2 separate regions of the Homo sapiens genome follow, and region 2 is linked to region 1. A link is an interaction called in ENCODE POLR2A ChIA-PET data of the cell type or tissue named here. Cell type or tissue: OCI-LY7. All regions are shown on one strand.

Region 1 (5,000 bases):
AGAGCTAAAGCTATAAAACCTCTAGAAGAAAACATAGGGCTGGACACAACAGCTCACATCTGTAATCCCAGCACTTTGGAAGGTCAAGGTGGGAAAATTGCTTGAGCCCAGGAGTTTGACACCAGCCTGGGCCACAAAGCAAGACCCTGCCTCTACAAAAAAAAAAAAAAAAAAATTTCTCGCTCTGTCACGCAGGCTAGAGTGCTGGAGTGCAGTGGTGTGATCTCCGCTCACTGCACCTTCCGCCTCCCGAGTTCAAGCAATTCTCCTGCCTCAGCCTCCCGAGTAGCTGGGACTACCGGCACACGCTGCCACACCCAGCTAATTTCTTTTGTATTTTCAGCAGAGACAGGGTTTCACCACGTTGCCCAGGCTGGTCTTGAACTCCTGAGCTCAGACAATCTGCCCGCCACGGCCTCCCAAAGTGCTAGGATTACAGGCGTGAGCCACCATGCCTGGCAAAAAAAATAATTTTTTTAAAGTTAGCCAGGCATGGTGGCATGTGCCTGTGGCCCTAGCTACAGGGGGCTGATGTGGTAGATCACTTGAGCCCAGGAGGTCAAGGCTGCAGCGAACCCTGATAGCACCAATGCACCCCAACCTGGAGACGGAAGAAGATCCTGACTCTAAACAAACATAAAAACCTTCCAGGTCAGGCTGGGTGCGGTAGCTCATGCCTATAATCCCAGCACTTTGGGAGGCCGAGGCAGGCAGATCACACGAGGCCGGGAGTTTAAGATCAGCCTGACCGACATGGAGAAACTCTGTCTCTATTAAAAATACAAAATTAGCCAGGCATGGTGGCACATACCTGTAATCCCAGCTACTCGAGAGACTGAAGGCAAGAGAATTGCTTGAACCCGGGAGGCGGAGGTTGCAGTGAGCTGAAATCACACCACTGCACTCCAGCGTGGGCAACAAGAGCAAAACCCCATTTCAAAAAAAAAAATCTTCCCGGTCATCAAAAACAAGGAAAGTCTGAGAAACTGTCACAGCCAAGAGGAGCTAAGGGGCCAGGACAACTAAATGTCATGTGGGATGCTGGGAGAGAAAAAGGACATGAGGTAAAAACTAAGGAAACCTGAATAGACTTGTGTTAAGAATAATATATCCATACCGGTTGATTAACTGTAACCAATGTAATATACTAACATTTCTTTTTTTTTTTTTTTGAGACGAGTTTCACTCTTGTTGCCCAAGCTAGAGTGCAATGGCGCGATCTCAGCTCACCACAACCTCCGCCTCCCGGGTTCAAGCAATTCTCCTGCCTCAGCCTCCTGAGCAGCTGGGATTACAGGTGCACACCACCACATCTGGCTAATTTTTGTATTTTTATTAGAGATGGGGTTTCACCGTGCTGGCCAGGCTGGTCTTGAACTCCTGACCTCAGGTGATCCGCCCACCTTGGCCTCTCAAAGTGCTGGGATTACAAGCGTGAGCCACTGCACCCGGCCATAAGGTTTCAATCATAAGGGAAGCTGGGTGTTGGAGTAGATGGCAACGCTGTACTATCTTTAAAATTTTTCTGAAAATTGAAATCTGTTCTAAAATATTTACTAAAAAAAAAAAAAAACTATAGATTTTTCAGATGTAGACAGAAATCATCTGTTGCCAGGCGACCCGCACAATGTGATTTTAAAAGGAAATGGTGAGACTAGGCGCGGTGGCTCCCGCCTGTAATCCCAGCACTTTGGGAGGCCAAGGCAGTCAGATCACTTGAGGTCAGGAGTTTGAGACCAGCCTGACCAACATGGTGAAACCCCATCTCTACTAAAAATACAAAAATTAGCCGGGTGTGGTGGCATGTGCCTGTAAACCCAGCTACTTGGGGGGCTGAGGCAGGAGAATCACTTAAATCCGGGGGGCAGAGGCCTCACTGCAGTGAGGTGAGATCATACCACTGCACTCCAGCCTAGGCAATAAAATGAGACTCTGTCTCAAACAAAAATAAAAAGGAATTTGTGAGGGTTTACAACAGGTATATACATAAAATATTTGACATCAAAAGAAAAAGATGATTTTGCCACCGGAATGATACTGTTGTAAGATTCTTACAATGAAGTGTTAAATATCAATTCAAGCTAGACAGTGATAAATTAAGGCTGCATATTTTATTCCCTAGAAAATCCCCTAAAAATAACAAAAAGCAATGTAGCTGAGATATCAGTAGATGAGATGGAATGGCATAATACCTCTGAGACCCCACAAGAAAGCTTCCTTTTCTAAAACTTTAGGTAAGAATAATCTATCAATATTAGTTAATTAATTGTAATAAATGGGCTGGGTATGGTGGCTCATGCCTGTAATCTAACACTTGGGAGGCCAAGGCGGGCAGATCACTTGAGGGCAGGAGTTCAAGCCCAGCCTGGCCAACGTGGTGAAACCCCATCTCTACTAAAAATACAAAAATTAGTTGGGCATCATGGCACACATCCGTAATCCCAGCTACTCAGGAAGCTGAGGCACGAGAGTTGCTTGGACCTGGGAGGCGGAGGCTGCAGTGAGCTGAGATCACACTACTGCACTCCAGCCTGGGCGACACAGCCACACTCTGTCTCCAAAAAAAAGGAAAAAAGATGAAACAAATGGACCATGACGCTCCCATCGGCTATTGAGAATAGAAAAACTGGGTCCCAAAGGATATAATGGAGCTCTAAATTACCTGCTCAAATTTTCTGTAAATCTAGAACTGTTCTTTAAGAAAAAAGAAGACAAAAGACAAAACCAAAAATCATTATTGTAACATAAATGGTCTTAGTACCAGGAAGTACTGGCACATGAGGACTGGCCCCTCTGCTAAAGACCAAGAATCATGTCCCCATGACCCCTTGCCCCAGCACATCCATTTTCAATCATCTGCAAGGAACCTCTGTGCTGAAAACAGGAGGAAAGCACAGGGCGCTGCAGCCCTGCCCACAGGGCCCATTCCACAGCCAGGCCAGCTCAGCAAAGGCAGGGAGAGAAGAAACCCACTCCCCACCCAATCCTTATGACCAAGGGCTATGACAAACAGCTGGCACGTACCACGGGGCTCAGTCTGGATTCTCTAAACCCAAGAGGGAGTGCGTAAAGCTGACACCTCACAAAAGCCCCTCCTTTAATTAAAACAGCCATCCCTTCACAAGTCCATTCATTCACGCGTGCCTGCATTCATTTATGTGGCATGACCTTCAGAGCAAGCCAGCACCCTAAAAGGGAATACTCAGATCCCACCGAGGCCAGTCTGTCCACCTCTCCACAGAGACAGACACCCCCGCAATGACGCCGTGACCCTGGGATGACAGGTCCTGAGGCAGCTGTCTTTGGATGCAATGTCTCTCAGGGCCCCTACCTGATCCTCTTTGGCCTAACTTTTCAGCCTTAAAATTTCCACAAGGCTACAGCAGCAGCCACAGCACTGCTTCGTCGGCATTTTGAGGGGAAAACGCAGTTAAAAATATGAAAAGAGTACATTAAAAATAAGATATGTTTAGATATGTTAATACCTGCATATACCAAAACCCTGTGTGGCCATATGCTAAGATGTTACCAGTAGTTATTGCTGGATGATGGGGTGATTTCAAATTTTCTTCTTTTCTGCTTACCTGCTTTTCCAAAATTTTCTATAATGAATGAGTGCTACTGTAACACTAAATTATAGCCAGAGTTATCCTGGTGGTACGGACGGCCAGTACGTCCCTGGGACCCGAGACATCACTAGAAGGCGGATCCTGTCCTTGCTGCATGGCCGGGCCTGCCACACGCCTGGACACTGAGGGAGGTACCTGGATGGTGATGGTGCCTTTCTCGGCATTGGTCTGCAAGTGAATCTCCATTTCTGGCAGTGCTTGGCCGTCAGACACCAGTTTGTGACGCAGTTTTTCCAAGGCATCGCTGGCATTGGAGATCAGCTCCCGTATAAACACCTACAGGAATAGAAATGGGAGGCACAGACAATGAAGGACACTCATCCTGCAGGATCTATCTGGTCAGCTGCACTTCCAATAACTGTTAAAAGGTAGAGGAGAATAGTCAATTCTCAAAGCATAAAGAGTTTCTGCTTTAGTCAAAGGCAGTTCCTCTGGGCCGGTCACAAAGTGACTGAAGGTGCTGACTTTCCTTTCAGGATTTCTTTGAGAGTCTCACTCTGTCACTCAGGCTGGAGGCTGCAATCACGGCTTATTGCAGCTTTAACCTCCTGGACCCAAGCAATCCTCCCACCTCAGCCTCCTAAGTAGCTGGGCCCACAGGCATGCACCACACCCAGCTAATTGTTTTAAAATTTTTATAGACACAGGGTCTCGCTATGTTGCCCAGGCTGGTCTTGATCTCCCAGGCTCAAGTGATCGTTGTGCCTCCGCCTCCCAAAGTGTTGGGATTACAGACGTGAGCCACGGTGCCTGGCCCTTTTCAGGATTTTTAATCAAGCCTGAAGTTACGTGTCCATCTGTTAATTATAACTTTAAGAAGAGCCCTCTGGCTGGGGTTGGGGGCTCATGCTTGTAATCCAGGCACTTTGGGAGGCTGAAGCAGGTGGATCACTTGAGGTCAGGAGCTCAAGACCAGCATGGCCAACATGGCAAAACCCAGTCTCTACTAAAAATATTAAAATTAGCTGGGCGTGATGGAACACACCTGTAATCCCAGCTACTCAGGAGGCTGAGGCAGGAGAATCGCTTCAACCCACAAGGCGGAGGTTGCAGTGAGCCGAGATGGCACCACTGCACTCCAGCCCCGACAGAGAGAGACTCTGTCTCAAAAAAACAAACAAAAGAGGCCTGCGAGGAACAATTTCTTTCCCAACTCCTGCACAGGGATGACGGCATATCACTCAAACATCCATTTCTCCTTGATATGGTTTGGCTGTGTCCCCACGAAAATCTCACCTTGAATTGTACTCCCATAATTCCCACGTGTTGTGGGAAGGACCTGGTGGGAGATAAGTGAATCATGGGGGCCGTTTCCCCAGTACTGTTCTCGTGGTAGTGAGTAAGTCTCATGAGATCTGACAGTTTTTTGGG
Region 2 (5,000 bases), 630 kb after region 1:
CCACTGCCTGTCCCCCACCTCGACAGCTACCTGATGCTCCAGGGAAGTAGTGGGTTAGAGAGCACAAGCTTTGGATTCAGACTGCAGACACATGGAGACTGCAATCTGGACTATGCCTCCTACTAGCTTATACAACCCTGGACAAGTTAGTGAACTTCTTTGTGCTGTTGTCATCCATATAATGAAAATGTCCAGTAGAGAGAAAGAGCTGGGGATGGCTCACACCTGGAATCCCAGCACTTTGGGAGGCTGAGGCAGGAGGATCACTTGAGACCAGGAGTTCATGACCAGCCTGGGCAAGATGGCAAGACCTATCTCTAAATATTATTATTATTTTGAGACATATTCTCACTCTGTCACCCAGGCTGGAGCGGCACAGTCTCAGCTCACTGCAGCTTCCACTTCTCGGGTTCAAGTGATCCTTCTGCCTCAACCTCCCAAGTAACTGGGACTACAGGCCAACACACCCAGCTTATTATTATTATTATTTGAGACAGAGTCTTGCTCTGTTGCTCAGGCTGGAGTAGAGTGGCGCTATCTTGGCTCACTGCAACCTCCACCTCCTGGGTCCAAGCGATTCTCCTGTCTCAGCCTCTCCAGTAGCTGGGATTACAGGCGCACACAACCACGCCCAGCTACTTTTTGTATTTTTAGTAGAGACGGGGGGCTTCACCATGTTAGCCAGGCTGATCTCAAACCCTGACCTCAGGTGATCTGCCCGCCTCAGCCTCCCAAAGTGCTGGGATTACAGGTGTGAGCCACCGCGCCCAGCTATTATTATTTTTTTTAGATAGGGTCTTGCTCTGTCACCTGGGCTGGAGTGCGGTGGCATGATCATATAGCTCACTGCAGCCTTGATCTCCAGGGCTCCGGTGATCCTTCCACCACAGCCTCCCAAGTAGCTGGGATTACAGATGTGTGCCACCAGGCCCAGCTAACTTTTTATTTTTTGTAAAGAGATGTGGTCTCTTGGGAGGCCGGAGCGGGTGGATCACCTGAGGTCAAGAGTTCAAGACCAGCCTGAGCAACATGGTGAAATCTCATCTCTAGCAAAAATACAAAAAATTAGCCGGCATGGTGGCGAGCGCCTGTAATCCCAGCTACTTGGGAGGCTGAGGCAGGAGAATCACTTGAACCCAGGAGGCAGAGGTTGTAGTGAGCCGAGATCTCGCACCATTGGACTCCAGCCTGGGAGACAAGAGCAAAACTCTGTCTCAAAAAAAAAAAAAAAAAAAAAGGTCTGGGGTGTCATTATATTGCCCAGGCTGGTCTCAAACTCTTGGGCTCAAGTGATCCTCCCACCTTGGCCTCATAAGAGTGTTGGGATTACAGGCGTGAGCCACTGTGCCCGCCCTGTCTCTATTTATACAAATAAAAATAAAAGTAAAAAAATAAAATGTCTGGTAGAGAAAAAGAACTGGTCTGGAAGTGGCTCACACCTGTAATCCCAGCACGTTGGGAGGCTGAGGTGGGAGGCTTGCTTGAACCCTGCAGTTGGAGGGAGGCTACAGTGAGGTAGGATAGAGCCATTGCAGTCCAACCTGGACAAGAGAAGGAGACCCTGTCTCTAAAAAAATTCAAAGAAAAATAAAAAAAGAAAGACTGGTCTTGCCAAGAACTGGAAGTTTCTTTTTTTTTTTTTTGAGATGGAGTCCTGCTTTGTCACCCAGGCTGGAGTGCAATGGCATGATCTCAGCTCACTGCAACCTATGCCTTCCAGGCTCAAGCGATTCTCCTGCCTAAGCCTCCTGAGTAGTTGGGATTACAAGCACGCACCACCATGCCCGGCTAATTTTTGTATTTTTAGCAGGGATGGGGTTTCACCATGTTGGCCAGGCTGGTTTCAAACTCCTGACCTCAAGTGATCTGCCTGCCTCAGTCTCCCAAAACGTTGGGATTACGGGCGTGAGCCACCACGCCCAGCCAATTTTTAAAAAATATAATAGAGACTAGGTGGGAGGTGGGGGTCTTGCTATGTTGCCCAGGCTGGTCTCCAACTCCTGGCCTCCAGGGATCCTCCCACTTCGGCCTCCCAAAGTGCTGGGCTTACAGGTATGAGCCACCGCGCCCGACCGATAAACATTTTTGCTAACAGATTTAAACTAGCGTCTCCTGTACCTTTTTTCTACACACCTCGACCCCAGGGCTGCAGTTCTGCCTGCCTGAGGTCGGATGCGGTCGGCTGCAGGGCAGGGCTCCGGGCTGAAGCGCAGCGATTCCCGCCGCCGTGAGGGGGCGCTCTGCGGGCCTCGGCCTCGGCCCTTCCGGACGCCCGCACAGGTCGCCGGACCCAGAGAGTCGGCCCTTAATAGCCCCCTCCTGGAAGCGCTAGGTCCCGAAACTGGCCTTCCCCCGGGGCCCATCTCCCGGCTAATGTTTAACCCGGCCACACTCCACATTATCCACACTCAGGAGACCGGGGTGAGGTGAGGGTGGAGGCTGGGGGAGGTCACCTCCAAATCGCCAACTTCCGAGCCTTTGCTCCAGGCAAACGGCCTTCCTACATCCCTTCCAGGTATCAACCTACAGCTCCTGCGCACCTACTATGTGCCCATTTCCACAACAGGTCATGAGCACCTAATATGTGTTCATTAGACCAAAACATGAGCATCCATTACGAGTCCACACCTACTATGTGTGCATTCACCCACAACGTCCTGAGCACCTACTATGTGTGCATTCTCTTAAAATGCAATGAGCATCGATTGTGTGTCCACATAACCCATGAGCACCTGCTATGTGTCCATCTGGGCACCAGCCCATGAGCACCTACTATGTGTGCATTCTCTTAAAATGCAATGAGCATCGATTGTGTGTCCACATAACCCATGAGCACCTGCTATGTGTCCATCTGGGCACCAGCCCAGGAGCACCTACTATGTGCCAAGCCTTGTGCCTGCCATGGATGCCTTGTGATCAAGAGCCACGTGCTTCGGGCTCTGGCGGGGACCGCAGCATCAAATGCACGAATGAAGACGGACTTAAAACCAGCGTCAGATGCCTCACCTCTAGGGGATGCTGATTCTGGGATGCCTTTTTCGTCTCCTAGGCTCCTCAAGGCCAACTGCGCTGGGAAGAGGGGGTGTCCAACAGCAGGAGGGCTGTTTTTTTGAACTACAATTTGCCAGCATACAGCAGAGCAGCAAGAAGATAACAGGGCGGGGGGCACGGGATTAGCCCAAACAAAACACACTCAAGAACGCGAGTCTGTGGTTCAACACGAGGCAGAAAACAGCTGGGCCGGGTGCGGGGCTTCTCCCTCGCGTGTATCCGCTCACTGCACTCGCTGCCCTGGCCGCGGGCGCCGCGCAGGGTGCTGATGTCCAGGAGGGATCTAGACCTCCCGCGGCGCTCGGGCTAGTGGACGCAGGTGGTCCCAAATGCTGGGACCAAGCTAGGAACCAAGCGGAAGCTCGGATTGCTCGGCATCGGGCCTCGTCGTTATTCTACCGTGAGGGAAACTGAGACCGAGGGCACGGCAGGGAGTCGCCCGCCGTCTCACCAGCGTGAGGGGTTGCGCCGGGCCCCGAAAACTGGTTTGCGCCGCCCGGCATCGGGATCCGGGACCTCTGCCCGCCGGGCGCTGCCTGCGCGTTCCTGGAACTGGGCTGGGCGGAGAAATCAGGGCCCGCAGAGAGGCATTCCTGCCGCCTTCCCCGCCGCCCGGGGCCGCAGGGGGGCCTGGCCAAGGTGACCCCGCGGGAGGAGGCGAGGGGTCCCCGCCCGCTCCGCCGCCGCGACCTCCTCCATCTTCCCGGTCTGCGGGGCTTTTCCTCTGGGCCCGCGCGCCCGGCCCCCTCCTCGGGCTTCCCCGAGGGCGGGACGTCTCGGGCTCCCCCGCCCCCCCAGGCCACCTCCCGGCCGTGTCCTAGCGCTGCCCTCGGGCCGGGGGCGGGGCCGCGGGGGGGGGGTGGCGTGAGGATGGGGCCGAGGAGGACGCGCGCGGCTCGGCGCCCCACTTCCCTCCCTCACCCCTCCCTCCCGGTGCCCGCTCCCCGCGGCCGCGCCGCCCTCCCTTCCCCCTCCCTCGGCCCAGCGCCGGCTCCCGCCGCCCCCTCCCCCGACGCGCACGCCCCGCCTGGCAGCTGGCGCCCCGGGCCTGGGGCCGCAGCGGTGAGAGGGGTTTTGCTGGGAGGGAGGGAGCGAGCGAGCGAGGGGAGGGGTGGAGGCCGCCCCCCGCGCCCCTCCTCCTCGCCCTCCTCCGCGGCCGGCGGGCCCTCCTCCCGCCGCCTCCCTCCTCCCTCCTCCCGCCCGCCCGCCCTCCCTCTAAGACATCCCCGCACGGCCCGGCCGCCGCGGCCACCTTCCCTGCCCGAGCTGCAGATGTGGCGGAGCGGCCGGGCGCCGGGCGGCCGTGCCAGGGGAGCCCGCGCCCCGTGAGGCCTCGCGCCCCGGCCCCCGCCCGTCCCGGCCCCTCCCCCGCTCGGCTCCCCGCGCCCCCCGACCGCCGGAGCCCGCAGCCCGGATCCCGACCGCCCCCGCCGCTGAGGTAGGAAGCCCCCCGGGCGTCGCGCCGTGGGGACCGGGCCGGGGCGGGGGGGGGGGGGCCCGCCTGTCGCGCCGGGGCTGCGGGGCCCGAGGGTCTCCTCCCCCGCTCGCGTCCGCGCCCCGGGCCATTGTGAGCCCTCGCCGAGGCCCCCGCGTTCGCTCGCTCGCTGGCTCGCGCGCTCCCTCCCTCGCCGGCTCCCCGGCCGGGTCCCTCGAGCTCTCGGTCTTTCTTCTCCCTCCTTCCTTCCCTCCGTCTGGAGGCCGGGCCGAGCAGCGCCCGGGCCCGGGGCGGGCGCAAACTTCAGCTGGGAAGTTGGGCGGCCGCGGTGGGGGGCGTGCGGCGAGGTGAGAGGGGGGTACCCGGAGCCTGGGCATGAAGTTGTCCGGGGCAGCCGCCCCTCCTCTCGGCCGCGCCGGGGCTGCTGCTAGGAAGGGCTTTGGAAGGTGCCTCCTCCCTTGGCCGGGAGAGTCTCCCTCCTGCTGCCCCTCGCAAGCCCGGGTCCTTCCTTGGA

Evidence for each region. Peaks named below come from ENCODE experiments on the same cell type or tissue, not always from the same donor. Only the 100,000 strongest peaks of a DNase experiment are listed, where the experiment ranks them.
Region 2: POLR2A ChIA-PET joins it to region 1 with 10 read pairs; 4 of 35 experiments call an interaction of 5 or more read pairs at or near these places.

The regions. Positions count from the first base shown.
Region 1 is chr16:3,682,232-3,687,231 of GRCh38, forward strand. It overlaps TRAP1 (TNF receptor associated protein 1), which reads right to left. Exons shown (of 18, transcript NM_016292.3): 4 at 3,765-3,905. Among named protein-coding and RNA genes, the nearest start is that of DNASE1, 30 kb to the left of the region's middle. In OCI-LY7, no CTCF peak of the experiment used is centred here; no DNase peak of the experiment used is centred here.
Region 2 is chr16:4,311,766-4,316,765 of GRCh38, forward strand. GLIS2 (GLIS family zinc finger 2) reads left to right here and starts at 4,302. Exons shown (of 7, transcript NM_032575.3): 1 at 4,302-4,489. RefSeq lists silencers at 649-880, 2,843-3,137 and enhancers at 2,417-2,929, 2,930-3,442. In OCI-LY7, CTCF peaks have their summits at 2,237 (motif pointing right) and 2,443; a DNase peak (open chromatin) is centred at 2,246; H3K4me3 peaks cover 706 bases.